Regions from separate parts of the Homo sapiens genome. Here region 2 is linked to region 1. Evidence: read pairs that join two places in POLR2A ChIA-PET (ENCODE). Cell type or tissue: HepG2. All regions are shown on one strand.

Region 1 (2,500 bases):
CCACACAGAGATGCTGCAGGTACAGGATGAGCCGGGCCTCATGCAGAGCAGGCCCCATTTGGTGTTGGGGGCAGGGTGGCTCTGGGAGAGTCCAGGGGGCAGCAGGAAAGAGTGGGCTCCAGCCAGGTCTGCAGAGGGAAGTGGGGCATCTGGGCCCACTGGACATGTGCCCTCCACACCTAGGCTCTGGGGAGAGTACAGCCCTGCCCGACCCTACACCCCACATTCCAGGCTGGGCATCATGCAGGGCCCTGTCTCCCTCTGGAGCCACGGGTAGCAGGGTGAGCTATGGTGTGTGCCACAGTCCTCTCAAGAATGCCCTGTCCTGTAGGATGCCTTCAGCCTGCTGGCATACTCAGACCCCTGGAGCTGCCCAGTTGGCCAGCAGCTTGACCCCATCCAGAGGGAACCTGTGTGTGCTGCCCTCAACAGCGCCATTTTAGGTGAGTGAATCTATTTATTATTATTATTAGAGACAGAGTCTGCTCTGTAGCCCAAGCTGGAGTGCAGTGGCACAATCTTGGCTCACAGCAATCTCCACCTCTGCCTCCTGGGTTTAAGCAATTTTCGTGCCTCAGCCTCCTGAGTAGCTGGGACTAAGGTGCGTGCCACCACGCCTGGCTAGTTGTTGTATTTTTAGTAGAGACGGGTTTTGCCATGTTGGCCAGGTTGGTCTCGAACTCCTGGCCTCAGGTGATCTGCCCGCCTTAGCCTCCCAAAGTGCTGGGATTACAGGTGTGAGCCACCATGCCTGGCCTAGGTGAGTGGATCTAACAAAAACAGAAGCTAGCCCATAGCTACCTGGGTGGTTCCCAACCCCCACCCCAATTGGCCCCAGAAAGAGCTGATGTTTATCCACACTGGGGCAGCAAGCTCTGTACAGGCCCTCTCTGGTGACTCATAGGACTCCTGGGCTCCCATGGTTGAACCTAAACCTTGACCTCTGTCTGCCCAGCTGAGTTCATGATGGGTCCTAGGCCATGGCAGTAGGCCCAGGCCAGCCCAGCGCTCTACATGGGGCTAAGGTCCTCAGGTTCCTGGCATGACTTCAGGGCCATGGCCTGGTGGCTGGGACACACTTACACAGAGGTACTGAACACTCTGTTCCAAGAGAATCTGTCCACTGCCCCCTCCTTCCACCCCCAAGGGAACTTTGACCTGGGCCCAAGCCCTGGGCAGGCCAGTGACCAGGCCTTGTCTTTCCTCCACAGAGTCCCAGAACCTGCCAAAGCAGCCCCCTCTGATGCTCGCCCTGGGCCAGGCATCTGAGTGTCTCCGGCTCATGGCCCGAGCAGGCCTGGGTTCTTGCTCCTTTGCCAGAGTTGATGACTACTTGCACTAGCTGACTGTGCTGGCTGGCTCTGGCTGGCCCTCCACTGGCCCCAGGGCTGGAGCTGCCCTGCCCTCCATAGGCAACTGGTGCAGGGACTGGGAAACCATAGACAGAGTCCACTCCTCCTGCCTGGCCTTTCCCCCTCTCCCTTTCCTTCCTTCCTTCCTTTCTCTGCCCACCACCCCGCTCAGTCTCTCTCTCTCTCCCCTTCACGTGCAGCGGCCTGTAACACAGTATTGGCTGGTTACTCTCATGTAGCGCCTTCTATTTTGAAAGGGGGGTTTTGTTTTGAGGAGGGGTTGGGGTTTTTAAATTTTTTTCTCCTGACTGAGCCACCAGTATTTATCTCTGGAGAGTTTGTGCTGAGCTGGTTTCTGCTAATTTAGTGATGAAGCCTATCCAAGTTGGTGATAGCTTATTATTTTCATAAGTAAAAAACAAATGAGATTATATATATATATATAAAAATATATATATTAAAAAAAAAGACAGTATTTATCGTAGCATTAGTGGTCCAGCACCTCTTGGGTGAGGCTGTCCAGGCACCATGTTTTCTTTGAGTCCAACTCATTAAAAAAGAAGAATCTCTGTCACCTCAGCCAAGTGATTTATTTTTTGCTCCCCCTTTTTTGAGTCACAGGCCGAGCTGCAGCCTAGGAAACCCAAATAGGGTTTGGTGGGCCACTTAGTGGGCATGGTTACATTGGTTTATAGCATCCCAAGAACTGTAGATCCCTAGGCCCCTGAGAGCTGGACAGAGCAGAGAACTACAGGGCCAAGGGTCCAGAGAAGTGATAACTTGGCCCAGGGCCACACAGCAGAGGTAGAGGGTCCTTGGCCAGCACACTATCTACCACTCTACCCCACCTCCCACTGCCTGCCTTGCTCCCCTTTCCTCCCTTTTCAATACCCTATCTTCCCTTGTTGTTAAGATGGCCAAATAATACATTTACTCTAAATTGATTGCCTGGAAACTACCTGCCTTCGTCCTGAGAGCTTCTGTGTGTCAGGCTGCTGGAAAGAAGACTCCATTCCCAGGACAGAGGCCCTTGAGTACAGGGGCTGCTTTCTTCCTGCCTAGATCTTCACCATCTCTGCACAGCTCTGAGAGAATGGATGCTTTCTGTTGAGAAACCAGTACCTTGTGGAGGCAGGTTCTTGGGCTGC
Region 2 (2,500 bases), 94 kb before region 1:
ACGGGGTTTCACCATGTTAGCCAGGATGGTCTCGATCTCCTGACCTGGTGATCCGCCTGCCTCGGCCTCCCAAACTGCTGGGATTACAGGTGTGAGCCACCGTGCCTGGCCTTCTTTTTTCTGTTGACAGAGTCTCACTCTGTTGCCCAGGCTGTAGTGCAGTGGCATGATCTCGGCTCACTGCAACCTCTGCCGCCTGGGTTCAAGCAATTCTCCTGCCTCAGCCTCCTGAGTAGCTGGGACTACAGGTGTGTACCACCACTGCAGGTTTTGTATTTTTAGTAGAGGCAGGGTTTCACCATGTTGACCAGGCTGGTCTTGAACTCCTGACCTCAAGCGATCCTCCTGCCTCAGCCTCCCGAAGTGCTGGGATTACAGGCATGAGCCACTGTGCCCGGCCTCACTGGCATTTTCATGGGATGTTTCATGCTTCTGTTCAGGGAAGGAGACCCAGGAGAGCTGGGAGAGGTGGGTCTCCCCTGAAGGTCTGAGGTGCTCAGTCCTTGTAGGTGAGGCTTTTTTTTGTTTTTGAGACGGAGTCTCACTCTTGTCGCCCAGGTTGGAGTGCAGTGGTGTGATCTTGTCTCACTGCAACCGCTGCCTCCCGGGTTCAGGGTTCAAGCGATTCTCCTGCCTCAGCCTCCTGAGTAGCTGGGACTACAGGTGCCCACTACCATGCCTGGCTAATTTTTGTACTTTTAGTAGAGACGGGGTTTCGCCATGTTGGCCAGGCTGGTCTTGAACTCCTGACCTCAGGTGGTCCACCCGCCTTGGCCTCCCAAAGTGCTGAGATTACAGGCGTGAGCCACTGTGCCCGGCCGGTAGGTGAAGCTTCTTCCCACCCTTCCCCCGCCCTCCCCAAGTTTCTTCTGTGGCTCTGACCTGCAGCCTTAGTTCCTGGGTGGAATCTGTGCCCAGGTCCAGCAGGAGGAGCTCCTTGCGTAGGTAGTTTTCCAGTTCCTCCAAGTACTGGGGCTTGGCAGTGCGAAAGGGGTGCTGCTGGCAGCTCCTGCAGGGGACAGTGGCTGATATGTGGCCAGCACCCCCACGGGGCCCTTGTGCCCTCAGTCTGGGGCAACACACGCCCCTGCCCTGTCTCCTGGCCCAAAGCCTGGCCCATGCCAGCTCACCCACCATGGGACTGACCCTGGCTTACCCTACTCGCTTCCGGTAGTCATCTGAACAGGGTTTTCGATTTTGCAAAATGGTCTGGCCACTGGTGTATGTGGGCCATGGGGACAGGTGCCCACCCATGGAGAACTGACCAGTCTGCAGGGAGGTACAGGTGGGGTTGCCATGGCAACATTGCTCCCCTTCCTAATGTTTCTCTCCATCTCTCCTCCCCCAGTCCTGACTTTTTTTTTTTGAGACAGTCTTGCTCTGTTGCCCAGGCTGGAGTGTGGTGGCACGATCTTGGCTCACTGCAACCTTCGCCTCCCAGGTTCAAGCTGTTCTCTGCCTCAGCCTCCCGAATAGTTGAGATTACAAGCACCCACCACCACACCCATCTAATTTTTGTATTTTTAGTAGAGACGTGGTTTCACCATCTTGGCCAGGCTGGTCTTGAACTCTTAACCTCGTGATCCACCCACTTTGGCCTCCCAAAGTGCTGGGATTACAGGCGTGAACCACTGTGCCTGGCCAGCCCTGATGTGTTTTACAAACATCTCTCAACATGGTTCATAATTAAGACTGTGGGTTCTTGAGTTAGAGAAGACTCGGGTTAAGTCTCAAATGTCCCTTATTAGCTATGTCACAACTTCTCTGAGCCTTAGTTCTCACGTCTGTAAAATAGGGATGATGGTAGTCTTTGTCACAGTGTATTGATGTGAGGATGCAGTGAGAAAGCATAGTCGGGCGCGGTGGCTCACGCCTGTAATTCCCAGCACTTTCGGAGGCTGAGGTGGGTGGATCACGAGGTCAGGAGATCGAGACTATCCTGGCTAACACGGTGAAACCCCGTCTCTACTAAAAATACAAAAAAAAATTAGGCCGGGCATGGTGGCTCACGCCTGTAATCCCAGCACTTTGCAAGGCCAAGGCGGATGGATCACGAGGTCAGGAGATCGAGACCATCCTGGTTAACACAGTGAAACCCCGTCTCTACTAAAAATACAAAAAATTAGCCGGGCGTGGTGTCGGACACCTGTAGTCCCAGCTACTCTGGAGGCTGAGGCAGGAGAATGGCATGAACCCAGGAGGCGGAGTTTGCAGTGAGCCAAGATTGCGCCACTGCACTCCAGCCTGGCGACAGAGCGAGACTCAGTCTCAAAAAAAAAAAAAAAAAAAAAATTTAGCCAGGTGTGGTGGCATGTGCTTATAGTCCCAGCTACTCAGGAGGCTGAGGCAGGAGAATCCCTTGAACCCGGGAAGCGGAGGTTGCGGTGAGCTGAGATTGCACCATTGCACTCCAGCCTGGACAACAAGAACAAAACTCTGTCTCAAAAAAAAAAAAAAAAAAAGAGGGAAAGCATAATGTGTGCTTCACATGGACCCTGGT

What was found. ChIA-PET counts read pairs that join two places held together with the same protein. Peaks named below come from ENCODE experiments on the same cell type or tissue, not always from the same donor. Only the 100,000 strongest peaks of a DNase experiment are listed, where the experiment ranks them.
Region 2: POLR2A ChIA-PET joins it to region 1 with 5 read pairs; 9 of 35 experiments call an interaction of 5 or more read pairs at or near these places.

What each region holds. Positions count from the first base shown.
Region 1 is chr16:67,725,270-67,727,769 of GRCh38, reverse strand. It overlaps RANBP10 (RAN binding protein 10), which reads left to right. Exons shown (of 14, transcript NM_020850.3): 12 at 1-19; 13 at 332-443; 14 at 1,212-2,500. The coding sequence ends at 1,342. Among named protein-coding and RNA genes, the nearest start is that of GFOD2, 7.2 kb to the right of the region's middle. In HepG2, no CTCF peak of the experiment used is centred here; a DNase peak (open chromatin) is centred at 949.
Region 2 is chr16:67,819,608-67,822,107 of GRCh38, reverse strand. TSNAXIP1 (translin associated factor X interacting protein 1) reads right to left here. Exons shown (of 16, transcript NM_001288990.3): 3 at 1,157-1,269; 4 at 883-1,009. Among named protein-coding and RNA genes, the nearest start is that of TSNAXIP1, 14 kb to the right of the region's middle. In HepG2, no CTCF peak of the experiment used is centred here; no DNase peak of the experiment used is centred here; H3K27me3 peaks cover 84 bases.